Linked DNA regions of Homo sapiens: region 2 is linked to region 1. A link is an interaction called in ENCODE POLR2A ChIA-PET data of the cell type or tissue named here. Cell type or tissue: PC-9. All regions are shown on one strand. Links, peaks and the distances in the headings refer to the core of each region. The heading gives the core; the rest is flanking DNA. Region 1 overlaps SLC7A14-AS1 (SLC7A14 antisense RNA 1). Region 2 overlaps SLC7A14-AS1 (SLC7A14 antisense RNA 1).

Evidence for each region. Peaks named below come from ENCODE experiments on the same cell type or tissue, not always from the same donor. Only the 100,000 strongest peaks of a DNase experiment are listed, where the experiment ranks them.
Region 2: POLR2A ChIA-PET joins it to region 1 with 17 read pairs; 1 of 35 experiments calls an interaction of 5 or more read pairs at or near these places.

What each region holds. Positions count from the first base shown.
Region 1 is chr3:170,742,020-170,757,512 of GRCh38, forward strand. SLC7A14-AS1 (SLC7A14 antisense RNA 1) reads left to right here. Exons shown (of 6, transcript NR_135556.1): 6 at 12,370-13,186. Among named protein-coding and RNA genes, the nearest start is that of RPL22L1, 120 kb to the right of the region's middle. In PC-9, for the core only: no CTCF peak of the experiment used is centred there; no DNase peak of the experiment used is centred there.
Region 2 is chr3:170,672,706-170,688,198 of GRCh38, forward strand. The region is part of intron 2 of SLC7A14-AS1 (SLC7A14 antisense RNA 1); the gene reads left to right. Among named protein-coding and RNA genes, the nearest start is that of SLC7A14, 94 kb to the left of the region's middle. RefSeq lists enhancers at 5,172-5,673, 8,944-9,662. In PC-9, for the core only: no CTCF peak of the experiment used is centred there; a DNase peak (open chromatin) is centred at 6,696.

The DNA of each region.
Region 1 (15,493 bases), core at 5,473-7,972:
TTTGTACTGAGTGGCATATAATACATAGAAATTGTCAGACAAGCTGGATTATTCGTCCCCAAAGGAGCAGTTCTTAGTAAATGAATTACACCAAGAAATTGCTGGGGCCTACAACATTCCTTTTTTGGTTTGTTTTTGGGTTTTTGTTTTTGTTTGTATCCTCTCTAAAAGGTGGCTTCAGGCTATGTTAGCAGGAGAGTGGAGAGAAACCAAGTGAGGCCTAGAGGTCTTTGGGTACAGGAATGCAGTTTCAAAATCCTAGTGAAAGCTGCTAAGAATTCAGAGAAAGTGGCAGAGAGGAAAGACACATTTAACATTTGCTACCTAAGGTACAGCTGGAAATAATATGGAACAGATGGATCAGAACTGAAAACATGGATTGAGGAAGAGGCATGCTGGATAATTTTTGAATGGATGCTAGACATTGGCAGCTTTACTTTGTTGAGTGCTGAATATTTGTATATTCCTATAAACATGCATGAGATTTGTCCTAACAATTAAGTTATCTAGACACACTTTGATCTTTCTGGGTCTTGATTTTAAGGTTTTTCTTTAGGTGAGACCAGAGCATCATTTATTCTAGACCTAATTTTGCTCCTCTTTTGAGGCAAAGACCTTTTCAATACACCATCTGATGCCCAGTGAATTAAGAGGTTTTGTACTGTGGCTGGTAGATCAGAAATTATTCCTGGTTCTGTGTGAGCCTCAGCTATGTTCCCTCTAATCCTGTTGGTTGGTTTGTATACCGACCTCAGATAGTTTCTTATCTTACATGTGCCAATCAGTATGGAGCTAAAGACCCAAAGGGAACCTTCCACAGACCTCTGGAGTTCCCTTAGCATGCAGATTTTTCCTCTCTGCAACTCTGCCCCAAGAACTCCAGCTGACTCCACCTTCCCAGACTCCCTGCTTCATCTCCTCCACTCAGAGAGAACACTGGGCCCTTCTGCTTTCCACTTCCCTGTGGCACAGCTTGGACATTCTCTCCAGGCGGTAACCTAGGGCAACTGTCCATAGGAATTACTGTCCTGCATTGCTGATGTCCATGGTCTTGGTTGTTTCATATATTTTCTCCAGATTTTTTTCAGGAGGAAAGTAAGTCCTGTCCCTATTACTCCATCTTTGGCTGAAGTGAAAGTCAACTATATGTTCAATTGCCTTTTTAAAAAAATTTGACACATTGTAATTGTACATAGTTATGGTGTGCAATTTAGGGTTTCAATACATATATATGTTGTATAACAATAAAATCAGAGTAGTTAGTATATCCATCACCTCATGCATTCATCATTTCTCTGTGGTGAGAATATTCAAAAGCTTCTCTCCTAGCTATTTTGTAACAGTCACCCTCCTGTGCAATAGAACAGCGGTACTTATTCCTCCTATCTAATTATAACTTTGTACCGTGGACCACTCTCTCTCCATTCTTCCCCACTCCCCTCTCTAGTCTCTGGTAACCACTGTTTACTCTCTGTTTCTTTCTTTTTTTTTTTTTCTTTAGAGGTAAGGTCTCACTCTGTTGCCCTGGCTGGAGTGCAGCAGCATAATCATAGCTCACTGCAGCCTCAAACTCCTGGGCTCAAGTGATCCTCCTGCCTCAACCTCCCGTCTACTCTCTGCTTCTATGATATCTATTTTTTTGAGACGGAGTCTCACTCTGTCACCCAGGCTAGAGTGCAGTGGCATGATCTTGGCTTACTGCAACCTCTTCCTCCCAGGTTCAAGTGAATCTTGTGCCTCAGCCTCCCGAGTAGCTGGGATTACAGGTGCACATCACCATGCCCAGTTAATTTTTGTATTTTTAGTAGATATGGGGGTTTCCTCATGTTGGCCAGGCTGGTCTTGAACTCTTGATCTCAAGTGATCCTCCCTCCTAGGCCTCCCAAAGTGTTGGGATTACAGGCGTGAGCCACCATGCCTAGCCTTTCAATTTTTTTTAGATTCTACATATGAGTGATATCATATAGTATTTGTCTTTTTGCATCTGGCTTATTTCACTTAATAAAATGTCTTCCAGATTCATCCAGGTTGTCACAAATGACAGGATTTCATTCTTTTTGTATGGTTGAATAATATTCTATTCTGTATGTATACCACATTTTCTTTATCCATTCATCCATTGTTGGGCGCTTACATTGATTCCATATTTTTGCTGTTGTCACTTGCTTTTATAAGCAAGTCCAGAACCATAGACAGAACCAGCTTAGGTCAGTCTGTCTCAATAGAATTTTTACATTTGTGTCAGTTTCCATTTTCCTTGATGTATTAGTCTGTTCTCACGTGGCTATAAAGAAATACCTGAGACTGGGTAATTTATAAAGAAAAGAGGTTTAATTGAGTCACAGTTCTACATGGCTGGGGAGGCTCAGGAAACTTACAATCATGGCAGAAGGCACCTCTTCACAGGGCCACAGGAGACAGAATGAGTGCTGAGTGAAGGGGCAAGCCCCTTATAAAACCATCAGATCTTGTGAGGACTCACTCACTATCATGAGAACAGCATGGGGGAATCACCCCCATGATTCAATTATCTCCACCTGGTGCCACCCTTGACACATGGGGATTATTACAGTTCAGGATGAGATTTGGGTGGGGACACAGAGCCAAACCATATCACTTGACATTGCCTCATCTTTCTGTTTAGTTAATAATAAGTAGTCTTCATGATCGCCGCTTATTATCTTTTCTGCTCATTGTAATATCCTTCCTGAAAAGACTAGTACTAGGCAATGGTGTTTAAGTAATAAAACAAAGATTAAAGTGTCTTTAGTTAGACAAACATGGCTTTCATTGCTACCTCTTCCACTCCCTATGTGACTTTTGACAAGTGTTTTAATCTCAAAGGGACTGTCTCTGTCAACAAAATGGACAAGGGTGTAAGATGTGTTGAGAAAAAGACTTTTAATTTATGCTATCCATGCATCTGTATTTTGTTACATGAAAGATGTAATTTTAATTTAAAATAACAAAGTATTTTAAATACTTTGTTAAATAAATGGTAGTGATAATATCTCATCAACAGGGCCATCATGAGTATTAATTGAAATAATATGCATGCTTAATGTGTTATAACTTGGCCCATCTTTCCACTGTTCCAAGTACAGAACAATCATACTCTAAATGGCCAGTTGAGTTTCACAGATAATAAAAATGTGTTTTCTGTAAAGGGTCCAATTTGCTTTCTTTTTCTTCTACACAACCCTGGGAGCACTCCTAAGAGACCATGTGGGTTCAATGTGAATGGCTTGGAATTCCTTAAGTGTGTATGGATGTTGCTGTACAGTTTTCCACTGAGTGACCTCTGATTGGACAAAACTCAAAAAGTGCTGGCAAAGGAAGATTTTAAGCCATCTTTAAAATGAATGGGGATTTGGGTTCATGGTGGTAACTAGTTGAAGAGAGATAAGAGAAGAAATATAGCCTGACTGGAAAGAAAAGAATATCAACTTGGTGATTAATATTTATTGCATGCCTGCAATTCTTCTTGAACTAGTCACTACCTCTCATTCTTTGAATTCCTGAGTCATACCTTACTCTGTTTTCTTCTACATGCCAACTCCTGCACTCTTTTTGTCTGGCCCTTAAAATGGCCTCAGAATCCCTCTCAATACTGCACTGAGGCAGCCAGAATGTTCAGGCTGAGTTGGCATAAAATCTGAAACCTATTTATCATCCTATGAACATTCATCCATTAGGCTTATCTGATCACCTAGCCTTTCAGTTCCTAGACCACTTCTTTTAATGACCTTGTTTCTACTTCAGCCATCCATTTACACCCTAGAAACTGTCACTAGTTGGAACAGTTATCTTAATATCCTCCCAGATTGCAATATTCAAAATTTCCAGTGTTCTCATGACTCTATTTCTTTTGCCTTTGTTCTTTGACTATCGAGGTTCATTTTATCCAGAAATTCCTCTTTTATCTTTTCTTTCAAATTCTGGGCCACATGGTGAGATCCTAAACCAATTTCTGCCAGTATCTTCTAATTTCTTGCCACCACTTCTTCACCCTGTCCCTTGCTATATTCATCTAGCAAAACATGGTATGGGATTAGTACTGCAGTTTTATTTTTCCTTCTCCAAGAAGCTGAGGAGAAAATCCTACAACTGAAACAAGTCCAATTGTCCCATTCAACTGATTTCACTTGACCCATAGAACTGATACTATGGTTTCTTTTGAATAAACATAAAAATTGACTCTTCCAGTCTTAAAACTTAAGGAAGATAAATTTGTCTTATCTGAGTTCTTTCCCAGGAAACCAAACATCAGTCCTCCCAGATAGCATCAAGGAACTGGAACGTACCAGTTCACTCCATCTGGACAACATTCCAGACCCCTCACCCATCATGATTGCCTATCTGACCACTTGCTTTCTGTTGACCAACTCCTCTTCCCTACCCCTCCCTAATTCCTGTTTTCCTGCATGTTACATTTCTTCCCTGCTATATAAGTTCCTGGTTTTAGTTGGTCAGGGAGATGGATTTGAGACTGACGTCCCATCTTCCCAGCTGCAGTACCTAATTAAAGCCTTCTTCTCTGGAAATACTCTTGTCTCAGTGATTGGCTTTCTGTGAGGTGAGCAGCAGGACCTAGACTGAACCTTTGGTGTTTTGGGAACACAGCCTGCAGATTCATGCAACAGCAGACTCATGGCTCCAAACCTCAGCCTGGCTCTCCGTGTTGCCTTGTCAGTCAATTCTTGAACTTGACTTTGATCAGCTCTTCTTTCATTGCCTTCAATGACTCTTTCAAACTTTATCAGTTTCTTTAAAGCTCTCAATCCCTCCACCCTCAGCAAATAATCTTCTCTGTTATTTTGTTGAGAAGAACAAGGGAATATCATTTTTCTGATCTCTTCAGCTTTCTGAACTTTCCCTGCAAATATAGCTACAGCAGTGCCTGCCCTTACCATCAATGTATGGACCATGATAAATGACACTGTCCAGTTCATCATTATTCTTTCCAATCTGTTGTACTTGCTAGAGAACCTCAAAAGCCTTGCTGATCAAATCCACCCAAGTTCTTCCTACCAACTTCAGCTAGACCTGAGATGCCACCTACAGACCCTGGGGTCTACGTAGGGCATGTATACCTTTCTCAGGTCCTCAAGGCTGCTTTAGCACCTCTTACCTTCTGTGTCACTGAGCAGAAGGGGGACCTCTGAACCCCAGTTTTCCTCTTTGACCCCCCTTTTTTCCATCCTTGAGAGCTCTTCCTTTATGTTTACCACTTAGGAAGTAACCCCTCAATGACAGCCAATACTGCCACATGTCATTTACCTTATCCATCAATTATCTTTGCTATCATTTGAATTTTTCACCTCTCCAGATTGTCTTTATATTGAAGACACTTATAGCCTTAAAAATAAAGTGGAAACTTTCTACCCAATCAAGTTGCCTCCTCTTCTTTCTCCTTCATTTTGTCAAAAAAACCTTTGCATGTCTTTACTATTGACCTCCATTTCCTTAAAACCAATTTCTTCCCTAACCCCTTAAAATGTAGCTTCTGTCCTGTCTTACTGAAACTCTTCTTTGGAAAATTAAAAGTAACCCATAAAGCCAAGAGTCTGTCCTCTGCTATTATCCACGTAAACCCCACACTGAAATAGCTGTAATTTTTTTTACCATCCTGTTCTTTAAAAATTTTTTTTCCTCTAAAATAAAATATGTATACAAATGTGCAAGCTACATGAATACACAGCTTGATGGATTGTTATCCATGTAATCACTTCCCAGGACAAGAAATTAAACAATGCCAGTCTCCCAGCTGCGACCCTTCCAGTTCCCATCCTGCCCTCCTCAAGGCAACCACTACCCTTGTTTCTACATCACTTACTTGCTTGCCTTTTCTTACTCTTTTGCCACTAGTGTGCACCCCTAAATACTTAGTTTTGTCTATCAATTGGAACCAAACAGTATATTCTTTTTTTTCTTGAGACAGAATCTCACTCTGTCACCCAGGCTGGAGTGCAGTGGCATGATCTCGGCTCACAGCAACCTCCACCTCCCGAGTTCAAGTGATTCTCCTGCCTTGGCCTCCCAAGTAGCTGGGATTACAGGTGCCCGCCACCATGCCTGGCTAATTTTTTGTATTTTTAGTAGAGACACGGTTTCGCCTTGTTGGCCAGGAGGGTCTCGAACTCCTGAGCTCAGGTGATCCACCTGCCTCGGCCTCCCAAAGTGCTGGGATTACAGGTATGAGCCACTGTGCCTGGCCCCAAACAGTATATTCTGTTTGGTTATAATAATATTTTGGATCTGGCTTCTTTCAGCCAACATTATATTTGTGAGATTTATTTGTTTTCCTGCATTTAGATGCAGTTTAGTTATTTTTATTGCTCTTATAGTGTTTCACACAATATACCACAATTTATTTATCCATCCTACTGTTGATGGCCATTTGCGTTGTTTCCAGATGGAGGTAGGATGAATAGTGTTGCTCTAAACATTCTTGTGTATGTCTTTTGATGTGTGGGCACACATTTCTTCTGGAGATATGCCTAAGAGTGGAATTACTGAGGAATAGATTGCATTATCCAGTACTTTAGTAAACAGTGCCACACAGTTCTCCAGAGTGTTGTGTTTGTCTTCATTTACACTCCCACCAGCAGTATATCAGTTTCTATAGTTCTAAATCCTCACCAAAACTTGGCATAATCAGTCTTATTAATTTTGGCCATAAAGGTAGTTGTATAATATTTTAAATTTGCTTTCCAATGATTGTTAGTTGATATCCTTTCACACATTTTGGACATTTGGATATTCTTTATTTATAAAGTACCTTTTCAAGTCTCTTGCCTGTTTATCCTTTGTACTGCCTTTCATTTTCTTATTTATTTGTAGTAGTTGTTCATATAGTCTCCATTATGTTCAGTGTCAGTTACCTGTGTTGTCAATATCTTCTCCAATCTGTGGCTTGCCTTTTCACTATCTTAATGGTTACTTTTGAAGGACAGAAAATGTTAACATTAATTAAATTGTTCCATATTTTCCTTAACAGCTAGTGGTTTTAGTCTCCTGTTTAAAAAGTATTCTCTAACTCCTGTTCTTGAAGTTTTTTCTTCTCAATGTTTCAGGGACCCTGCATTTTTCTCAGTTCTTTTCTCCTTTCTAAAGTTCCATCTCAGTTTCCTTCATGGGTTTTTCTTCCTTTCCCCATATTCCGTGTGGCTACCTCAGTATAAGGTGCTGTCCTCTGCCTCTTTGCTCTATGCTCTTTCTCCTCAACATTCACCTCTCAGCAGATCCACTCCTCTCCCTAGCACCAGACTGGCATATCTGTGTGCTGGGCCATTCAAGTCAACAGTTCAGTTCTTTGATATCTATTGAGAAATTTCTCAGTATCAGGCTTTGTGCTGGGTGCTGGGACTACTCACATGAACATCACACAATCCTTTCCCTTGGGCAAACCACTGAATGAAGATACCTATAATCTAGTCACAGTGATACTCAAAATATTCCAGGCTCATCAACTCCCCCTATTCCCCAACATGCTCTTACTGATGGAGCAATGGCCCCATCATCTCTTTAAACACACAAGATGCGAGGGTCATGTTGAACTTCTCTTTCTACCCCATCTAATATCCAATGATGTGACAAGCCCTGTTTGTTTTAAGTCTACACTTTAAACTCCCATCTTCCCTTCTTTCCACCCCCTCTCCCCACCCTGTGGCCCTCACATTAAGTTCCTTACTATGCCTCTCATAGAGGGCTGAATTGGCCTCCTAAATGGTATCTCTACATCCAATTTCTTCCCCCTCACTCAGCAGGCTCCATTCTCATGGGTCATTTGCCTTGGGAACAGGCTTTCAAGGAACAATATTATCAGAGTGATTGTCTTCTTCCTATTATTCAGAAGTCTCTTTGAAGGAAAGAACTAAACAGAATCTTACTCATCTTTGAGAAATATCTACTTGTTCCATCAGTGAGTGTGGATTGTGAGGCTCTGAGTGCCTCATAAGTTGCCTGACTTGACAGATGTAAGCAGCAAACATCATACTGATGAGGATAGATAAGGGTCTAACATATGGTTTCAGCTCTAAGTGCCATGAAGCTCCTGAGAAATTCCCACTCTGGCCTTTGCAATAGATTCCAGAAAATCCTCTACTCTTCCAATTTTATCACATCCTTCAAAACTTTGTGATTCTGGATTACATTTCATTAGGATATTTGTTCTTTACTCTTTGAAAATGGGAAGTACCAGAATAATTTGTCTATGTTGCTCACTTAATCAAAAACTTTCCATGAACAACTCCTCACAGCCTGCAGCCAAGCTCCTTAGGATTTGGTCCAATCTGCTTTCTTGGCTTGTTCTCCTACTTAGCATACTTACCACCAATCAGATTCCTGCCCATATTCTATTTGTATTGTGTGCATTCTGGTCTTTGATCAAGTTGTCACATCTGTCTACAAAGCCTTCCTGCTCCATCTTGGCATGTCCAGATCTTACATCTCCTTCAAATCTCAGCTCAAATGCCTCCTCTTCCATGAGGTTTAAGGGAGGTCTTTTAACCAGAAGCACATATTCCCTTTCTGAACCTCCAGCATTTAATTTTTATCTCCGACCACACCAACCACCCTCCCCTTATGGTAGCTGGCTGGTTACCTATCACTTGTCTTTCCAGGACAGACCTGTGTCATTCTCATCTTTGTGTTCCTTACAAAGCCTTGTAGATTGCTTCCCACAAGGCGGATACTCAGTAACCATTTGCTGCATGATTAGGATATATATTGAGAACATGTGACAGGCAAAACTCAGTAGTAGGCACTATAGAGATATATAAATACAATTCCATTTCTGCTCAAAACATGTACAATCAAGTAAGGCATTTACATATGTACTACACAGTAAACATTAGCATGTTATACATTTCATAAAAAAGCTTTGAAATGCTGTAACTTTAATCCTTTAAACCCATCTTTTTCAACTTACAAAACACACAGAACTTTTAAAAGAAACTATTGCAGCATTCACTTGAGTTATTTTTATCATGCTATTATTCAAATAAGAACAAACATAAAGCTTATGGTTATAGCATGTGATACCTATAAAATCAAGACACACTTATAAATTGTAACCAAGCAAAATTATTCTTTATTGTGTCAACTGTTTCGGGCTACAAGATGCCTTGAACAAGCTAGGAGGAGCTTGATGGAGAGTGATCTGGGGTCAGGGAGACTATTGGTTGGGAGCCCCCATTCCTGGGAAGTAGAGCTTTAGGCTAGGGTATATATCAGAGTCTGCATCTTTGATGTGATGCAATGGGTGAGAAAGAGAAGTGGCAGAGGCAGCCAAGCAGAGGAAATCCTCAAGAAGAGGGATTCTAGCAGCCACAAAGAGGCATAAAGACCAGGATAGACCCCAGGAAGCATAGGAAAAGAGCATCTCAGAAAAATGCTTTTGGGCAACATTTAGTTTGAGCTTGTGCTCTCTCTTAGACTCTCTGCTAAAGACTTCCCATTAATGCCATTATTTAATCCTCACAGTAAACCACAAGAGAGGCACTATCATTAGTCATGGATCAGGAAATGAGCATTAAGGAAATTCCATAATTTCCATCAAGTGCAAAACTGGCAAGTGAGAGAGCCTGAATTTGAATCCAGATTTACCTGACCCTAGAGTCTGAGCCTGTAACCAGTATGCAGGACCACCTCTTGGCTGGCTCCTGGCCTCCTGGCCCCATGTATTTGTTTTCTTTTATTTCTAAATGGCAGCTGGGGAATGTTACCAGGAAAGTAAACTCCCTGAGTCATTCAGGATTGGGCACCAACCCAAGCATGCCTGTACCCTCCAGGGAAATGTGGGGAGGAAGAGGGAGGAAAGCAGAGATGGAACGTGTTTTAGAGGGGGCCTCAGGCAAGTCATGCTCACAGGGACCGAATTTCAGAAGGACCCCCTGAGATTTCTCATAGAACATTTGGTTTCAACTCCAAATATCTTTTAAGTTTGCACTGTGCACCTATCACTGTGTTTAGTGTTTGGTTGATTCAGGATTTTTGAATTACCCCAGAAGTGATTACAGCTCCCACACACATGAGCAGGATATGCTGAGTGTGTGAAAGAGAAGTCTGGGGTTTGACAGGATGGTGTTTATTAGAGCCATTTAGGAAGAAAAGAGAGAGCTCCCTTCTGAGTTGTTGCTGCTGACACCAATCTGTGCATTCACACTGAGGACAAGTTTGATGACAAATCAGTAGCATGCATTCATATGCCTCTCAAGAGCATGTTTATAGAACCTACTGGTGTATAATACAATATGCAGATTCCAAAGAAATAGAAGTCAGAGTCCTTACTCCTCTCTCTAGTTGTTGATGACACAGCTGAGATTTAAGTTTATAGAGCAAAATAAACAACTCAGGCTCAAAATGGCACTAGCCATCCCTAGAAGTTACAGTGCCCACAGATAAGGCCAACTGCAGACTATGTACAGGAAGTACAGAGAAATGTCAGTTTCCACTCCCACCCCTCTTTGGAATCTTTCCCTTGAACCCACAAATCCAAATCGGGGGATAGAAATCTGAGTAAATATGCATTAGCTTCAGATTCTTTAATTCTATGGGACCCAGAATGGGCTTGCTGGGATGTTAGGGGCCTAATGCCCGAGTGTTCTAGGGGCTCCTGGGGATTAAGAGATAATCAGTATTGTCCTTGAGGGTAGGGACAGTATGTTTGGGCCCCCATCACCTAGAGCAGTGTCTGACACATAGCAGTTGTGTAATAAATGTTGGTTAATGAATCAACAAATGGTGTTCCAGGGACTTCAAACTTGGTGAAAGTGGCATGGTGGTCAAGTGATGAGTAGGAGAGAGTGGGGCAAAGCCTGGTAGCATTTGCCTGGAGCCCTACAAGATACCTGGTGAATGTAGATTCAAATCAGAGTGGCTAGGTTTCACCAGAGACCTCGTGCTGCTGCCCTCTTTCCTGAACAGATGCCATCCGACTATCTGATTTCATCAGGAAAACAGGAGGAAAAAATGATATTTTGCCTGAAGCCATTTTTAGAAGACGAGAGAGAATAGAGTCATTCTTGCCTGTCACTGCGGCTTGTTCAATTTAAACAAGCAAGATTCAGGAATGAGCAAACCATTAATGCAAAAGAAAAAAAATCAACATAAAATGCTCTGACGAGAACTCCTCTGTGTTCTTTTGAAAACATCATTTGGATGATAACTCAAAATTGGTTCACATTATCATTACCAGTTTGGGACACTTTGTTATCCATTTTAGTTCACTTATCTTATTTTTGACCCCAAGAAAGTACCGAGGCACCTTCTACTAGTCAAAAATTTAGGAAACAAATATCTTACCTTCACTGAAAAGGCATTTCGAATATAAAATAAGATGTGACAAGGTATCTTTCCTCCTTTAGATGCATAAGAAATTTTGCTTTGTTACTTATAGATTTTGTAATCTGTGATTCATGTTCAAAGAGAAAGCAGCAACCCACTGGGGAATTGCTCACATGAAAAGTGCACTTATTATATTAACTCCATTAGATGCACGTTAGAGTCTGTTCTCTGTATGGAAGGAGCTGAATAATAGCATACAAAATCACTGTTATTTGAGTTCCTGAGCAGCATCCTGGATTTCAAAATGACTCATAGAAAAATTATAAACAGCCCAAAGCTCACAAATTAGGGTAATAAAAAAAATCTCCATAATTTTTTCAATATGGTAGTATGACATGATTTTAGTAGTAGCCAAAGAAATAATCAATATTTAAAGATGTTTGTGACATGGAGAGCAAATGGGGGAAATGACCTATACTTGAATCAATTGGCAAGAGCTTGAAATACATTTTAAAATGGGGATTTCAAATCACCATCAAAGTATTTCTCTTAATTACTCATTTCCCTTGGAATTTACTGGAAGCATTTTCTACCTATGCTTATATTATCAATGACAAATGATACATTTAGTTCTGGGGAGCTACGATAAGGACTCACCCTTTGCATATCTATGTGTATATGTATTTATTTATATATAGATACATGTATACATAACATTTATATACATATACAAATATGTGTGCATTTTTCTTATCCTACCCTCTTCTGAATAAACTGTGAGGACAAATTGTCCTGGAGAGTCCTGGTACTAGAATAATATATTCATGAAGTGCAACAGTCATAATTTTATTCAAGTTTTGTTGTCTTTTCTCCCCCTGGGAAACTTCTGGAGGAATTAGATGTGTAAACCCAGAATACTGAGAAATTGCTAGTCAGAAAAAAATGGTTCTAATGAAACTGCCCTACTGATGAACTCTAACTTTCTCTATAGCTTCCTTAATAAAAACAACAGAGCAGCATTAATGTATTGCCTTTGCAGTTTCTTCACAAATTAAAATCCCTCTTTTTTTTTCTATCCAGAAGATCTGAAACTTCTATAAGCCCAGCATCTAAATCAGTTTTTGACTGAAATGAGTACAGGCAAGCTCTGAGGCAGCTCTATCCAGGGCTATGACAAGAATGAAGTGAACACATTTTACCCTACATGGAAATGTCCATTCCAACAAGTGCTAATTTGACAATGGTAATGATTACTATGGGTTGAATTGGATTATCCCAAAAGATATGTTAAAGTCCTAACCCCTGGTTCCTGTAAATGTGATTGTATTTGGAAATAGGATGGATGCAGATATCATTAGTTAACATACTGGAGTAGGGTGGATCTTTAATTAAATAAAACTGATGTCTTTGTAAGAAGAGAAGAGACACAGACACAGAGGGAAGATGACCATGTGAAGATGGAGGCAGAGATTGAAATTATGCTGCCACAAGCCAAGGAACTCTTGGGGCTACCAGAAGCTGGACGAGGGCAAGGGAGAATTGCCTGTAGAGCTTCGAAGGGGACATAGCTCTTCTATCAGCTTGATTTCAGAATTCCTGCCTCCAGAACTGCGAGACAAAAAAGCTCTGTTGTTTTAAGCCACCTAGTTTGTGTTACTTTGTTATGGCAGCCCTTGGAAATTAACAATGATTATAATAGTAATATGAATAATAGCAACAGCATCTCATTTACTGTTTTCTATGTGTTAATAACAATTCCAAGTGCTTTACACATATTATGGGCTTTAGGGTCTCATTTTACAGATAAGGAAGCAAGTAGAGAAAGCAAAAGAAAGACATTGAAACGTGCAATGGGGAAATTTGTTTCCATACAAATAAAACAAACCATCTGAGGAGCCTTCAAGAGTAGGCATCTTTCCATCACCAGCTTCCTGTTGGATGGGGTATCAGGAGACATGGCCTCTGGCCTTGATTTTGCCACACACTACCCTGTACTGTTTCTTGGAGATTGGATGATCTCAGAGGCGTCTCCCAGCCCTAAAACTCTAAGATTCCATTGAAAACTTGTAATTCAAGCAATCAAATAGTGAATGGTGACTTGCTAGGGACTGAGAGATGCCCTGAAGTCAGTGTGAGACACTTCCATGGGGCTGGTTGTGCAAATTCTCATGACACAGGGCTCTGGTCTTCCTTTTGGGCCCATAGGCACGTGCCCAGATGTGGCCCCAGGGCCTGAGGGATCAACAGGATGCCATGGTGCTGGGGACCCTGCACTGTCCAGTGTAGATGGTTTTCCCTTCTTCACCATACAGAGCCCTTGGTGAGCAGCTTCTCAACTTGCTGGGGGAGGGTCTGTGTGAGCTTGGGGCAGTGATCTTTCCTAGGGAGGTAGCAAGCTCACGATGCCAAATGGTAGGACCCATTTGATCTCCCAGCCAAACTGCAGTACCAGGTGAATAATTATAAAATGCAGAAAATGTGAGAAAACCTCAAAATCACCGCCACTGGCTGTGCTGCAATGCCAGGCCCTTGATGTGGGATCACATACCTGTGAATGCCTCCTTCCATTCATTCACCAGTGGCTCAACTTGCTGAAGCTTCAGAAGCTCTAACCCCATATGCTTTGTACCCTGGCCCTGTACAGAGTACATGAAACTAGCCCAGTAAGAAGTATCTTGGAGTATAAATCAAACACATATAGGTAGACTTCTGGGGCAAAACTTGCTTATTGAATTCAACCTTATCTATTGATAGTTGAGAAGGTAGTTTATTTTTTGAAATTAAAATTTTTATGGGGACATAGTAGGTTTATGTATTTATAGGGTATATGAGGTATTTTGATACAGGCATCTAATGTGTAATAATCACATTGGTTATTGGATGGTTAATGGCTACTTGGGAGGGTGAGGCATGAGAATTGCTTGAACCCAGGAGGTGTGCAATGAGCTGAGATAGTGCCACTGCACCCCAGCCTGGGCAACATAGCAAGACTCTGTCTCAAAAATAAATAAATAAATAATAAATGGCTCACTCATAACACTCTTAAAGAAATTTTATCCCCCTCCTTATTTTACAGAGGTAGAAAATGAGATCCAGAGAAATAACTTCCTAAGATCTGAGGGCTAATAAGTGGCAAAGCATGTGCCACCATGCCCGACTAATTTTTGTATTTTTAGTAGAGATGGGGTTTTTAGTAGAGACGAGTTTTCACCATGTTGGTCAGGCTAGTCTTGAACTCCTGACCTCAAGTGATCCGCCTCCCTTGGCTTCCCAAAGTGCTAGGATTACAGGCATAAGCCACCGCACCTGGCCTCAACAAATTGAATTTAAAGATCTAATTGACTTGTATAAGTCAAGTAGTATACCATCTTCAAAATAGAAAGGCTCTCTGATGATCAGAGCAGGGGGGTAGACTTTCCAGGAAGAAAAGGTTGAAGAAAACAAAAATCAGGAACCAACAGTAGATTGGTCATTTCAAAGTTACTTTCCTGGCCAGGCATGGTGGCTCACACCTGTAATCTCAGCACTTTAGGAGGCCGGGGTGGGCAGATCACCTGAGGTCAGGAGTTCAAGACCAGCCTGGTCAACACGGTGAAACCTTGTCTCTACTAAAAATACAAAAATTAGCAGTGGTGGCGGGTGCCAGTAATCCCAGCTACTCAAGAGGCTGAGGCAGGAGAATCGCTTGAACCCAGAAGGTGGAGGTTGCAGTGAGCCGAAGTCACACCACTGCACCCCAGCCTGAGCAAGAGTGAAACTTCGTCTCAAAAAAAAAGGTTACTTTCCTTACAGAGTTAAAGTAGAGGGGACTTCTTTCATGCTGCTTCAGGTTGACTGGGGCCCTTTGGATTAATTGCTGCAAATCTCCTGTTTTGTTTTTGTTTTTGTTTTTTTCTTTTTGAAAATTGGCCCATCTCTAAGTATAGTATGATTATCTAGCAGGAGTGACTCCATTCTGTTTTGGTCTTGTCTGGTGGCACTTAGTGCAGGAGCTTAGTCCAAAACAGTAGCCTCCCATATATTTTATTTAGCAATATAAACCACTTAAATAGTTCCTGGATGAATTAATGGCATTCACAGCAACCTGGATGGAGTTGGAGTCCATTATTCTAAATGTAGTAACTCAGGAATGGACAAGCAAATATCGTCTGTTCTCACTTATAAATGGGAGCTAAGCTATGAGGATGCAAAGGCATAAGAATGA
Region 2 (15,493 bases), core at 5,484-7,983, 69 kb before region 1:
TTGAGCAGGATTAGGGGCGGCGTGGGAACCTAGAGTGGGAGAGATTAAGCTGAAGGAAGATTTTGTGGTAAGTGGTGATGTCGTGGGGTTGTTAGAAGAAACATTTGTCATTTAGAATTATTGGTGATGGCCTGGATACAGTTTTGTTTGAATTGAAAAACTAAATGGAATAAGAGAAGGAGAAAAACAGGTATTAAAGGACCAAGAATTGGGAGGACCTAGGACATGTAATTAGAGAGTGCCTAAGGAGACTCAGCATAGCCTTGCCAGTAAAGATTGTTTATTTACTTTAAGAGTTAAGAGTGGTGGTTTGGGGATAGCACCAGGAGATATCAGCTGTGATGGCTTGGAGAAACAGTGTAAACTGGCAGTGTAAACAAGAGCAGGGCATGTACGAGTAGTTGAGAACAGGTGAATAAGAGTATGACTACACAGAAAATAATAGGGATGACAAGTTTTTTGGGTCACAGTTTAAGTTGGTCTGGTGTCTGGAATGAGACTGGTACCTAATAAAAAGGAGTGTCTATACAGGAGCTTAAATGGGCTGTACCTTGTAGCATTCTGAGGACAGGCCTGAATTCTGAGAAGGGAAAGTGGTAAAAGTATTGTCCAGTCCTTTTTAAGTTGGCGGCTGAGCTTGGTGAGGTGTGTTTTTAAAAGACCTTTAGTCCATTCTACTTTTCTTGAAGACGGAGGACCATAAGGGATATAAAGGTTTCACTGAATACTGAGAGCCTGAAAAAATGCTTGGCTGATTTGACTAATAAAGGCTGGTCCGTTATCAGACTGTATAGAGGTGGGAAGGCTAAACTGAGGATGTCTGACAGAAGGGAAGAAATGACTGTGGTGGCCTTCTCAGACCTGCAGGAAAGGCCTCTACTTATCCAGTGAAATTGTCTACCTAGACTAAGAGGTATTTTAGTTATCTGACTCGGGGCATGTTGAGTAAAGCTAATTTGCCAGTCCTGGGTGGGGGCAAATCCTCAAGCTTGATGTGTAGGGAAGGGAGGGGGCCTGAATAATCCCTGAGAAGTAGTAGAATAGCAGATGGAACATTGAGAAGTTATTTCCTTGAGGATAGATTTCCACAATGGAAAGGAAATGAGAGGTTTTAAGAGGTGGGCTAGTGGCTTGTACTATAGCATAGCCTGCCTTTGCTGTTGTGTGGTGATTAGGCCTGGTGGAACTGCCATCAATAAACCAACTGTGATCAGGGTGAGAAACAGGGAAGAAAGAAATGTGGGGAAATGTGGTGAACGTCAGGTGGATCAGAGAGTTGCAGTTATGAGGGTCAGGTGTGGTATCCGGAATAATGTGGGAGGCTGGATTGAAGTCTGGGCCAGGAACAATGGTAATTGTGGGAGACTCAACAAAGAGTGAGTATAGCTGAAGGAGCCAGGGAGCAGAAAGTATGTGCGTCAGGTGTGAGGAAGAAAATAGATTTTGGAAATTATGAGAGCTGTAGAGAGTGAGTTGAGCATAGTTTGTGATTTTAAGGGCCTCTAAAATTATTAGGGTGGCATCAGCCGCTGCACAGAGACATGATGGCCAGCCTAAAACAGTAAGGTCAAGTTGTTTGGACAAAAAGCCTACAGGACACGATCCCAGTCCTTGTGTAAGAATTCTGACTGCACAGCCCTGCACTTTGGCTGTGTGTAATGAAAAGGGTTGGGATGAGTCAGGGAGAGCTAGAGTGGGGGCAGTCTCTAAAGCTGTCTTCAAGGAACGGAAAGAGGAGTGGGGAAAGGATTTAGGATCTATGGGGTCAGCTAGGTTTCCTTTTGTGAGTTTATATAATGGTTTTGTTAGGATGGCAAAACCAGGTATCCAAAGGCGGAAGTATCCAATCACGCCCAGGAAGGAAAGGAGTAGTTGTTTTGTAGAAGGGGTTGGGGTTTGAGAGATCAGTCAGACATGATCGGCAGGGAGAGCACGTGTGTTTTTGTGAAGAATTATGCCGAGGTAACGGATGCAGAAGAAATTTGAGCTTTGGAGGGGGATACCCGATATCCTTTGGAGAATAAATGCTGAAGGAGCAGAAGTGTGTCTTGTTGAGAAGATTCAAAGGAGGGGCTACAAAGAAGGTCATCAATATACTGAATAAGGTGAGAAGCAGAGGGGTGGAAAGAAAATAAATCATGAGAAAGAGCTTGGCTGAAGTAATAAGGACTGTCCCTGAAACCTTGTGGCAGCACAGCCCAGGTAAGCTGCTGGGGCTGATGGGTGTCAGGGTCAGTCCAGATGAAAGCAAAGAGAGGCTGGGACGAGAGGTTCAGGGGAATAGTGAAAAAACCATCTTTAAGATCAAGAACGGAATAGTGAGTTGTGGAGGAAGGTATTGAGGACAAAAGAGTGTACGGGTTGGGCACTACAGGGTGGATAAGCAAAACAATTTGGTTGATAAGGCATAGATCCTAAACTAACTTGTAAGGCTTGTCTGGTTTTAGGACAGGTAAAATGGGGGAATTGTAAGGAGAGTTTATAGGCTTTAAAAGGCCATGCTGTAGCAGGTGAGTGATAACAGGCCTTTATCCTTTCAAAGCATGGTATGGGATAGGATATTGGTATTGAGCGGGGTAAGGGTGATTAGGTTTTAATGAGACGGTAAGGGGTGGATGATCGGTTGCCAAGGAGGGAGTAGAGGTATCTTATACTTGTGGGTTAAGTTGGGGGGATACAAGAGGAGGACACAAATGTGGCTTTGGATTGGGAAGAAGGGCGGCAATGAGATGTAGCTGTAGTCCAGGAATAGTCAGGGAAGCAGATAATTTAGTTAAAGTGTCTCGGCCTAATAACGGAACTGGGCAGGTGGGGATAACTTAAAAGGAGTGCTTAAAAGAGTGTTGTCTAAGTTGGCACCAGAGTTGGGGAGTTTTAAGAGGTTTAGAAGCCTGGCCATCAATACCTACAGCAGTTATGGAGGCAAGGGAAACAGGCCCTTGAAAAGAAGGTAATGTGGAGTGGGTAGCCTCCATATTGATTGAGAAGGGGACGGACTTACCTTCCACTGTGAGAGTTACCTAGATTGTCCGTGATGGTTCTGTAGGCTTCTGAGGCGATCGGGCACTGTCAGTCTTCAGCTGCTAAGCCAAGAAGATCTGGGAAGGAGTCAGTCAGAGAGCCTTGGGCCAGAGTTCCAGGGGCTCTGGGAGTGGCTGCCATGTGAGTTGAACAGTCTGATTTCCAGTGGGGTCCCGCACAGATGGGACATGGCTTAGGAGGAATCCTGGGCTGTGGGCATTCCTTGGCCTGGTGTCCAGATTTCTGGCACTTATAGCAAGCTCCTGGGGAAGGTGGTTCTGGAGGAACACCTGGCCACTGTGGTTTAGGCGTTTGGAAGTTCTTGTGTGCTGGAGATGTGGCTGGGGTTTGTCTCACAGTGGAGGCAAGGAATTGCAACTCAGAAATATGTTGCTACTTGGCTGCCTCTATTATTGTACACCTTGAAGGTGAGGTTAATTAAATCCTGTTGTGGGGTTTCAGGGCTGGAATTTAATTTTTGGAGTTTTATTTAATGTCAGGAGCAGATTGGGTAATAAAATGTATATTGAGAATAAGACAGCCTTTTGACTTTTTAGGGTCTAGGGCTGTAAAGCGTTTCAGGGTGGCTGCCAAATGAGCCATGAACTGGGCTGGATTTTTATATTTGATGAAAAAGAGCCTAAATCTAACTAATTTGGGATAAAGAAAAAGGAGCATTAACCTTGACTATGCCTTTAGCTCCAGCCACCTTTTTAAGAGTAAATTGCTGGGCAGGTGGGGGAGGGCTAGTCATGGAATGAAACTGTAAGCCAGACCAGGTGTGAGGAGGGGAGGTGATAAAAAGATTATAGGGTGGAGGAGCAGAGGCTGAGGAAGAATTGGGACCTAGCTTGGCCTGGGGAGGAGGGGAGAGGTCAGATGGGTCTGTAGAAAAGGAAGATTACAAAGACTCAGCGACACTTGGGGTTTGGACTGAGGGGACAGGAGGGAGGGAAAGAAGGAAGATTTGGGACTAGTTGCATTGGGAACAGAGACTAGAGAGGGACTATGTGTAAAAGAGTTCCTGGGCATCAGGCACCTCAGACCATTTGCCTATTTTTTGACAAAAATTATTTAGATCTTGTAGGATGGAGAAATCGAAAGTGCCATTTTCTGGCCATTTAGAACCACTGTTGAGTTTGTATTGGGGTCATGTGGCATTGTAGAAGAAAATAAGGCATTTAGGTTTTAGGTCCGGTGAGAGTTGAAGAGGTTTTATGTTCTTAAGAACACAGGCTAAGGGAGAAGAAGGAGGAATGGAGGATGGAAGGTTGCCTATAGTGAAGGAGGCAAGTTTAAAGAAAAGTAAGAGTAGAGACACGGAGGGAAGGGGTTCGGGGGTTCTTACCCTCCAGAAAAGCGGGAAAGGGGTTGGGGCACAGAGATATGAGGTCGGGGCATGGAAATAAGGGATCAGGGCACAGAGATATAAGAGGTTGGGGCATGGAAATAAGGGATCAGGGTGCAGACATATAAGAGGTCAGGGCATGGAAATAAGGGATGGGGTGCAGAGATACGAGGTTGGGGTACTTGCCCCTCCCCCAGAAAAGCAGGACTTGCCACTAAGGGTGAAGGAGAAGGGGTTGGGGGTTTCTTGCCCCCCAGAAAGGTGGAGAAGGGGTAGAGACATGGAGAGAAGGGGTTGGGGTACTTGCCTCTCCCCCCAAAAAATGGGACTTGCCGCTAAGGGTGAAGGACCAAGGCAGGCATCCCTGCATGGTCTGACACCTCTGAAACATGGGTGAATAATCAGAGAGGCATCCCTGCAATGATTAAACACCAAGGGAAGGCTGCCTTCCCAGCCCATGACCGGCGCCGGAGTTTTGGGTTCGCAGATAAAATGTGTCTCCTTTGTCTCTACCAGAAAATGAAAGGAATTGAAATTAAGAGAAGGGAGAGACAGAAGAGTGGAAAGGAGAAAGTGGCTGACGGTTAGTGAGAGAGGTTGGAGAAGAGAGTAAGAAGAGGCCGCTTACCCGATTTAAAATTGGTGAGATGTTCCTTGGGCTGGTGGGTCTGAGGACCTGAGGTCGTAGGTGGATCTTTTACACAGAGCAAAGAGCAAGAGGACAGAGGATTGATCTCCCAAAGGAGGTCCCCTGATCTGAGTCACAGCACCAAATTTCATGCGTGTCCGTGTGAAGAGACCACCAAACAGGCTTTGTGTGAGCAACATGGCTGTTTATTTCACCTGGGTGCAGGCGGGCTGAGTCCAAAAAGAGAGTCAGTGAAAGGAGACAGGGGTGGGGCCGTTTTATAAGATTTGGGTAGGTAAAGGAAAATTACAGTCAAAGGGAGTTGTTCTCTGGTGGGCAGGAGTGGGGGGTCACAAGGTGTTCAGTAGGGGAGCTTTTGAGCCAGGATGAGCCAGGAGAAGGAATTTCACAAGACAATGTCATCAGTTAACGCAGGAACAGGCCATTTTCACTTCTTTTGTGGTGGAATGTCATCAGTTAAGGCAGGAACCGGCCATCTGGATGTATACGTGCAGGTCACAGAGGATATGATGGCTTAGCTTGGGCTCAGAGCCCTGACAGTTATTATTTAAATCAGCCATGTGTCAATCCACCAAGTTCTTACTGAGAGTAGCTTTCTCTATGTCCACTAAGTCCACTCAGATCAGGATCAGGGAAACTCGACAACAAGGGCCAGAAGGGACATTAGGGATATTCTCATCAGAGTCTGCATTGTATCGAGGAGCAAATGGATATTTAACTGGCAACAATGACTTGCCCAGGGTCACACAGCAGCAGAACAAGGGCTGAAACCCAAGTTTCTTGGCTAGAAGACTAGTCTGCCCCCATATTCAAGTTCTCTTTAGAAAATTCTCAAAATTCTAGAGCTTAGTCCCTTCTCCTGACCCTTCCAATGCCATGGCAATTCTAAGCGAGGAAAGCCCTGAATTAAAGTCAATAATGAAGATACCTGGGGACAAAGATGGCTTTCACTACTGTTTTTTCACTAGGTGTGAGCAGTTGGTAAGACAGCAATGTATCACATCCAGGACATCACCATTATTACAGGAATAGTTACCCCATGAGCAGCTCTTAAAGATAAGACATGTCTGTGAGAGGTGGGCTGCAGAAAACCCTTTGGGAAAATTTGCTCTGGAAATTCAGAGTTGAAGATTTGTCTGCAAGGACAGTCTAAGGAAATGGTGACAGGGTAAGGGGAAATCAGGGCCAAGAGAACAAGGCTACCACACTGGGAGTTTTCTCTACACCCAGACTGAGAAAAGGGCTTTTGATTTTGGCCCAAACATTGAACTGCCTCTTTGTCCATGGGGGAATTCTAGGAAGTGCATGAAAACACTACAGCAAGACTTTCAAACTTACCCACAGACACATTTTATCTGAGATGCCTGGTGGCTTTTAAAATTTATAAGCCACTACATAAAAGTTAAGAGATTCCACATGAAATAGGAAGATAAACAACATGGATCCCTCATTCCCATAAGGCATTGATAGAGGAGAGGGGAGCAGTGGTTGCCCCTTGAGACAGGGCTTGAGCTTTCCATGCCCCCAGGGGCCCTGCTGCTCACTCATGGCACTGGCTGGGCCCTATGGACCTGTGGCATGTGACCTGGGCTCTGAAGGAGCCTCCTGCCTGTCTTGCTTATAGTTGGCATCACATTCTTCCTCATATCGTAGATTCCTGCATGCTCAACTCATCTCCCAACAGGCCTCCAAGCCCAATAAACGCTCTTGAAATGAATGAATCAGTATTTCAAGGTGCTAACTTGAAGCCACAGTATAGGTTTATGAAATTTTTATTTTGTAAATTATTCAGGAGCTTGGTTTGCTACCAAATGTTGAAAAGAAGCTTTGCTAAATAAAATTATTCGTAAGATACTGAAACAGGAAAACTAAGGTAATCTCCTTCCTGGATTTCTTTTAGTAAGAGGCAGGTCTCTTTCAGGTTAAGTTCAAAATATTCCTGCTGAAGGTGGGAAATGGGCCCCTTTAGATGGTGAGAGCTCTATTTCAGCCTTAGGATCTCATCATTAGCTGTGATGCAGAGGAGAATTGGACGAACAGCAGCGTGGTGCTGAGGAAAGTGTGTGGATGTGGGAATCAGACGAATCCAGTGCTAATCCCTGGTTTCGTTTCTTCCCACCTTTTGTGACCTTGGGCTTGTGGTTTACCTCCTTGGGCCTCAGCAGAGGATTATAGACCTCTTTTAAATTGTTAAAAACAATTGTTTTCCTAAATAGTACCTGGACATGGTACAAAATTCAAAAGGTACAAAGTGAAAAGTTTCTTTCCCTCTAGTCACCAAAGTCACTCAGCTTCCCTCACAGGAGGCAGGCTATCTTACTAGGTTCTTATGCATCCTTCTGAAGATAGCCTATAAATATATAATATATGTGAATATAAAAATACATGTAAATTCATAAATGCTTACTCTTTATACAAACATTCACACTGTTCCATATCTTCTTTTTTCATTTAACATACCTTAAAGATCTTTCTACATCAGAAAAAGCGGCCTCATTTTTAATGGCTGCACAATATTCTATTGATGGATGTGCCATAAAGTGATTTAACCAGTCTATTATTGGCACTCATTCATAGTAGACTTCCAAGATTTGCTATTTCAACACTGCTAAAATGGATATGATACACGTGCACTTCTTGTAGGTATGCATGTATCTGTGGGCTAAATCCCAGTATGTGGAACTGTTGTGTTATGGGGTAAGCACAGTTATGTTTTGATAGGTAGTGCCAAACTGCCCTCCATAGATGTTATAATTCAAACTAACATAGATTTATTAAAGCTCTACTGAAAACCTAACCCATCTATTTCCCTATGATAGGCATGTTATTTATTGGACTTTGTTTTTCTCTCTGCCTTTATTTACTGACCTGATATGTCAATCTGTGAAATGGAAATAGTTATAACTTTGTTATATTTATGGGAGGCCATTGTTTTGGAGTAACTCCTCCTTCAGGCCCCAACAAACAAGACAAAACCAGAGTGCAGTCACTTGTGCTAGGTGCTACATAGTCAAACTAAAGTTTAAAATGAGCCAGTTTTCCAAAAAACAGGAGATTCACATCAGCCAATCAAAAGGGGCCCAGTCTGTCTGAGCCAGCATGATAAGGAGGTCCCCACTGTTTTAATTCTATAAGGAAAACAGCTTTGTAATGACCAGTTTGCTTTTTGTTCCTCATTTTAGCTTTCATCAGTCTTTTCTGCCTATGAAGCCCACCTCTTCTGCCCAGCTCACTGGAGCACCTTTCTAAATCTGAGATAAGCTGTTTCTGATTAATGAATGACTAAAAAAGCCAACTATGCCTTAAATTTTTTTTCTTTTTGAATGATTAGTAATTCATTTTTATACTTCTGTCCTTACAATATGTTCCCGCCAATTATACCTTTAAACTAAACTTGCTGGGATTTTGTTTTTGGACAAATTCCAGAGTTGTTTTGAGGATTTATTTAGAGTGTTTGACACTGATCATCTCTTGTCTACGTCAGAGGTTTCTGAGGACTCTCCTTTGGCCGTCTGTAACAGGTACCTGGCAGGATCTGACAGCAGCGGCAAAGTGCCCACGCTATAGAATGGCTTCCACATTGAGGCAATACATTCTTAAGAATATATTGTTCTGAGCTGAGTGAGAGATGTCTTCCTAACACTTCTGTTTGAATGCTTTACATAGTTAAATGCCAATCAATTAAGAATTTCATTTAGGCAAAAGGAAAAAGAAGAAAGCAGTCATTCTTTGTAATAAAAATATTGACTTATCACCAGTGAAGTGGAAAATGACTTTGTTTTTCAATCGCTAAAGAACAAATGCCATTATAAATTGAAAAACAGCCTATTGGATGGTCTTATATTATTATTGCAATGACTCTTAATCTCTTCCTTGTCATCAAACCATGCCACCTCCCCTCCTTTTTTTTTTGAAATGGGGTCTCACTCTGTCACCCAGGCTGGAGTGCAGTGGCACGATCATAGCTCATTGCAGCCTCAACCTCCCAGGTTCAGGCAATCCTCCCACTTCAGCCTCCTGAGTAGCTGGGACTTTCATGTGCATCCATGTGAAGAGACCACCAAACAGGCTTTGTGAGAGCAATAAAGCTTTTAATCACCTGAGTGCAGGCAGGCTGAGTCCAAAAAGAGAGTCAGCGAAGGGAGATAGGGGTGGGGCCGTTTTATAAGATTAGGGCAGGTAAAGGAAAATTACAGTCAAAGGGGATTTGTTCTCTGGCGGGCAGAAGTGGGGGTCGCAAGGTGCTCAGTGGGGGTGCTTTTTGAGCCAGGATGAGCCAGGAAAAGGACTTTCACAAGGTTATGTCATCACTTAAGGCAAAGACTGGACATTTTCACTTCTTTTGTGGTGGAATATCATCAGTTAAGGCAAGGACCGGCCATTTACACTTCTTTTGTGGTGGAATGTCATCAGTTAAGGTGGGGCAGGGCATATTCACTTCTTTTGTGATTCTTCAGTTACTTCAGGCCATCTGGGCATATACGTGCAAGTCACAGGGGATGTGATGGCTTGGCTTGGGCTCAGAGGCCTGACATTCCTGCCTTCTTATATTAATAAGAAAAATAAAACAGTGTTGAAGTGTTGGGGCAGTGAAAATTTTTGGGGGGTGGTATGGAGAGAGAGAATGGACGATGTTTCTCAGGGCTGCTTCAGGCAGGATTAGGGGTGACGTGGGAACTAGAGTGGGAGAAATTAAGCTGAAGGGAGATCTTGTGGTAAGGGGTGATATTGTGGGGTTGTTAGAAGAAACATTTGTCGTATAGGATGATTGGTGATGGCCTGGATACGGTTTTGAATGAATTGAGAAACTAAACGGAAGATACAAGGTCCGAATAAAAGGAGAAAAATGAGTATTAAAGGAGTAAGAATTGGGAGGACCCAGGACATCCAATTAGAGAGTGCCCAAGGGGGTTCAGCGTAATTACTTGCTTGGTTGGCAAGTTTTTGGGCTCTATCCTTGAATTTTTTTATGTTGTCATACACCAGGCCAGATTGATTTAGGTAAAAACAACACTCTTCATTTAAGAAAATACGGAGTCCTCCTTTCTCAGCAGTGAGTAAGTCAAGGCCTCAGCGGTTTTGGAGGACAATTGCAGCTAAAGAGTCAAATTGGGCCTGGAGGACTGATAAAGTTTGTGATATGTCTGTAATGCTAGCAGAGAAGTCATTAGACAGGCTACGGAAGGTCGTGACAGAGGTTGAAATGCCTGCTATTCCAGTACCGAGAACAATAGTGGAGGCAGAAAGTCCTAAACTGACCATCAAGGGAACTAGTGGAATAACTCTTTTTTGTCATGTCGGTGTCATGAGGGGAACAGGGAGCTCTTCGGTCCCATTTGCAAATTGAATTTTGGGGGTAAGGAAAACTAGTGTGCATGTGCCTGTCCAATTAGCAGGTAGACACATGTAGGTAGAGGATCCACAGAGGAAGAAGAGACCTTGTGTGAGGCAAAACTGGAGATGTAAACTAAAAAGGTGAGAAGGAGGGCTGAAAGGGGTGTCTTGTACCCAGACTCCTAGGGATCCAGCTAGGGCAGCAGCTGTCAGAGATTGTAATGGGGACTGATGGGGTCACTGCATAGAGGAGGAGGTTCGATTTTCATGGTGTATGAGAAAACGTTGAGTATCTACGAGCAACCTTTCACTGTTTTTTTCGGGGCTGGGTATAAGTAAACAAGAAGAGGGCCTGGGAGGAGAGTCTGACGAGCAAGGGGAAGATAGGCAAGGATGGAGTGAAATACAGGGTAAGTGTCTTCCTAAGCAATAATTACTGCTAACATTTTTAAGTTTGTCAGTATTGATAGAGGGCTTGTCTGTAATATGGAGCTGAAAGGCTCCAATTGTTTCAGTGATGTGTGTAGTTGGGCTTCAGAGATGAAGAGTAAAGGAACATCGAGAAGGTGAAAGGTTACCCAGGGGAATTCCAGTGGGTCTTTGCTGAGAGATACATAAAGGAGCGGCCACAGGAATACTAGTTTGTGTTGTGAAAGGTCCAAATATGGGGAGAGTAGAGTAATATAAGGAGAAAGGTTTTTTAAATAAGTGCGGAGGAGGGCGGCAGCTTGCTGATGTGAAATGTCTGGGGAGGTCTTGCTGGACCTGTCTAGAAAGTAAATGAGTTCTTCAGGAGGGTAAAGGTGAGGGCTGTTAAAGGAAGTTCAGAGGTGTAAGGAGACAGGAGATGTTGCCCAGTCTGTCTGTAAGGCGGGGACAGCTATGTAGGCACTGGAAGAAAGGGAAATGCAAAGCCAACTGCTGTTCGCCAGCAGTTGTGGCTAGGAGAGAATGGGTAAGGTTGATAGTGTGGTGGAGATAGCTGGGGAGAGGTAGAGGGTGGCATAAGAATGGGAATGAGAATAAGAGTGAGTATAAAAGTAAAGAATAGAAATTCATCAGGGTGGAAATATTGGAGGGTGCCCTGCCGGCAAAGATCATCTATCCACTCTAAGAGGGAATTAAGAGTGGTGGTTTGGGGATAACACCAAGAGATATCAGCTGTGATGGCTTGGAGAAACAGTGTAAACTGGCAGTGTAAACAAGAGCAGGGCATGTATGAGTAGTTGAGAATGGTGAATAGGAGTGTGACTAGATAGAAGAAAGTAGGGATGACAAGTTTTTTTGGGGCGCAGTCTAAGTTGGTCTGGTGTCTGGAATGAGACTGGGGCCTAATAAAAAGGAGCGTCTATACGGGAGCTTAAATGGGCTGTACCTTGTAGCATTCTGAGGACAGGCCTGAATTCTGAGAAGGGAAAGTGGTAAAAGTATTGTCCAGTCCTTTTTAAGTTGGCGGCTGAGCTTGGTGAGGTGTGTTTTTAAAAGACCTTTAGTCCATTCTACTTTTCTTGAAGACGGAGGACCATAAGGGATATAAAGGTTTCACTGAATACTGAGAGCCTGAAAAAATGCTTGGCTGATTTGACTAATAAAGGCTGGTCCGTTATCAGACTGTATAGAGGTGGGAAGGCTAAACTGAGGAATTATGTCTGACAGAAGGGAAGAAATGACTGCGGTGGCCTTCTCAGACCCTGTAGGAAAGGCCTGTACCTATCCAGTGAAAGTGTCTACCTAGACTAAGAGGTATTTTAGTTATCTGACTCAGGGCATGTTGAGTAAAGCTAATTTGCCAGTCCTGGGTGGGGGCAAATTCTCAAGCTTGATGTGTAGGGAAGGCAGGGGGCCTGAATAATCCCTGAGGAGTAGTAGAATAGCAGATGGAACACTGAGAAGTTGTTTCCTTGAGGATAGATTTCCATGATGGAAAGGAAATGAGAGGTTCTGAGAGGCAGGCTAGTGGCTTGTACTATAGCATAGCCTGCCTTTGCTGGAGTGTGGCGATTGGGTCTGGTGGAACTGCCATCAATAAATCAAGCGTGATCAGGGTGAGGAACAGGAAAGAAGGAAATATGGGGAAATGGGGTGAATGTCAGGTGGATCAGAGAGATACAATCATGGGGGTCAGGTGTGGTATCAGGAATAATGTGGGAGGCCAGATTGAAGTCCAGGCCAGGAACAATGATAACTGTGGGACTTAACAAAGAGTGAGTACAGCTGAAGGAGCCGGGGAGCAGAAAGTATATGCATCAGCTATGAGGAAGAAAATAGATTTTGGAAGTTTTGAGAAATGTAGAGAGTGAGTTGAGCATAGTTTGTGATTTTTAGGGCCTCTAAAAGTATTAAAGCAGCGGCAGCTGCTGCACACATACGTGAGGGCTAGGCTAAAACAGTAAGGTCAAGTTGTTTGGACAGAAAGGCTACAGGGTGCGTACCTGGCTCTTGTGTAAGAATTCTGACCACACTAACCATGCCTAGGAAGGAAAGGAGTTGTTGTTTTGTAAGGGATTGAGGTTTGGGAGATTAATCGGACACAATCAGCAGGGAGAGCATGTGTTTTTATGAGAATTATGCCGAGATAGGTAACAGATGAGGATGAAATTTGGGCTTGGCTGAAGTAATGGGGGCTATCTGTGAAGCCTTGCGGCAGTACAGCCCAGGTAATTTGCTGAGCCTAATGGGTGTCAGGGTCAGTCTAAGTGAAAGCGAAGAGAGGCTGGGATGAAGGGTGCAAAGGAATAGTAAAGAAAGCATGTTTGAGATCCAGAACAGAATAATGGGTTGCAGAGGGAGGTACTGAGGATAGGAGAGTATATGGGTTTGGCACCACGGGGTGGATAGGCAAAACAATTTGATTGATAAGGCACAGATTCTGAACTAACCTGTAAGCCTTGGCTGGTTTTAGGACAGGTGAAATGGGGGAATTGTAAGGGGAGTTTATAGGCTTTAAAAGGCCATGCTGTATCAGGCAAGTGATAACAGGCTTTAATCTTTTTAAAGCGTGCTGTGGGATGGGATATTGGCATTGAGGGGGGTAAGGGTGATTAGGTTTTAATGAGATGGTAAGGGGTGCATGATCGGTCGCCAAGGAGGGAGTAGAGGTATCTTATACTTGTGGGTTAAGATGGGGTGATATGAGAGGAGGATGCAAAGGAGGCCTTGAACTGGGGAAAAGGGCAGCAATGACGTGTGGCTGTAGTCTGGGAACAGTCAGGGAAGCAGATAATTTAGTTAAAATGTCTTAGCCTAATAAGGGAACTGGGCAGGTGGGGATAACTAAAAAGGAGTGCTTAAAAGAATATTGTCTAAGTTGGCACCAGAGTTGGGGAGTTTTAACAGGTTTAAAAGCCTGGCCGTCAATACCTACAGCAGTTATGGAAGCAAGGGAAACAGGCCTTTGAAAATAAGGTAATGTGGGGTGGGTAGCCTCCGTATTGATTAAGAAGGGGACGGACTTACTTTCCACTGTGAGAGTTACCCAGAGTGTCTGTAATGGTCTTGTAGGCTTCAGGCGATCTGGCAGTGTCAGTCTTCAGCTGCTAAGCTGAGATCTGGGAAGCAGTTAGTCAAAGAGCCTTGGGCCAGAGTTCCAGAGGCTCTGGGAGTGGCTGCCAGGTGAGCTGAACAGTCTGATTTTCAGTGGGGTCCTGCACAGATGGGACATGGCTTAGGAGGAATCCTGGGCTCTGGGCATTCCTTAGCCCAGTGGCCAGATTTCCAGCACTTGTAGCAAGCTCCTGGGGGAGGAGGTTCTGGAGGAACCCCTGGCCACTGCGGTTCAGGCGTTTGGAGTTCTTGTGTGCTGGAGATGTGGCTGGGGTTTGTCTCACAGTGGAGGCAAGGAATTGCAACTCAGAAATATGTTGCTACTTGGATGCCTCTATTATTGTACACCTTGAAGGTGAGGTTAATTAAGTCGTGTTGTGGGGTTTCAGGGCTGGAATTTAATTTTTCGAGTTTTATTTAATGTTAGGAGCAGATTGGGTAATAAAATGTATATTGAGAATAAGACGGCCTTTTGACATTTTAGGGTTTAGGGCTGTAAAGCGTCTCAGGGATGCTGCCGAATGAGCCATGAACTGGGCTGGGTTTTTCATATTTGATGAAAGAGCCTAAATGCTCACGATTTGGGAGAGGTCTGATAAGGAAAAAGGAGCATTAACCTTGACTATGCCTTTAGCTTCAGCCACCTTTTTAAGAGGAAATTGCTGGGCAGGTGGGGGAGGGCTACTCACGGAATGAAACTGTAAACCGGACCAGGTGTGAGGAGGGGAGGTGATAAAAAGATTATAGGGTGGAGGAGCGGAGGTTGAGGAAGAATTGGGACCTAGCTCGGCCTGGCGAGGAGCAGCCTGGGGAGGAGGGGAAAGGTCAGATGGGTCTGTAGAAAAGGAAGATTAGAAAGACTCAGTGAAGCTTGGGGTTGGGATTGAGGGGACAGGCGGGAGGGAAAAAAGGAAGATTTGGGACGAGTTGCACGGGCACAGAGACTAGGAAGGGACCAATGTGTAAAAGAATGTCTGGTCGTCAGGCACCTCAGACCGTTTGCCTATTTTATGACAAGAATTATTTAGATCTTGCAGGATGGAAAAATTGAAAGTGCCGTTTTCTGGCTATTTGGAACTACTGTCGAGTTTGTATTGGGGTCAAGTGGCATTGCAGAAGAAAATAAGGCATTTAGGTTTTAGGTCAGGTGTGAGTTGAAGAGCTTTTAAGTTTTTGAGAACACAGGCTAAGGGAGAAGAAGGAGGAATGGAAGGTGGAAGGTTGCCCATAGTGAAGGAAGCAAGTCCAGAGAGAAGGGAGAGTAGAGACATGGAGGGAAGGGATTCGGGGGTTCTTACCCTCCAGAAAAGCAGGAAAGGGGTCAGGGCACAGAGATACGAGGTCAGGGCATGGAAATAAAGGATAGGGGTGCAGAGATATAAGAGGTTGGGGCATGGAAATAAGGGATCAGGGTGCAGAGATATAAGTAGTCGGGGCATGGAAATAAGGGATTGGGGTGCAGAGATATGAGGTTGGGGTACTTGCCACTCTCCCAGAAAAGCAGAACTTGCCACTAAGGGTGAAGGAGAAGGGGTTGGGGGTTTCTTGCCCCCCAGAAAGGAGGAGAAGGGGTAGAGACACAGAGAAGGGGTTGGGGT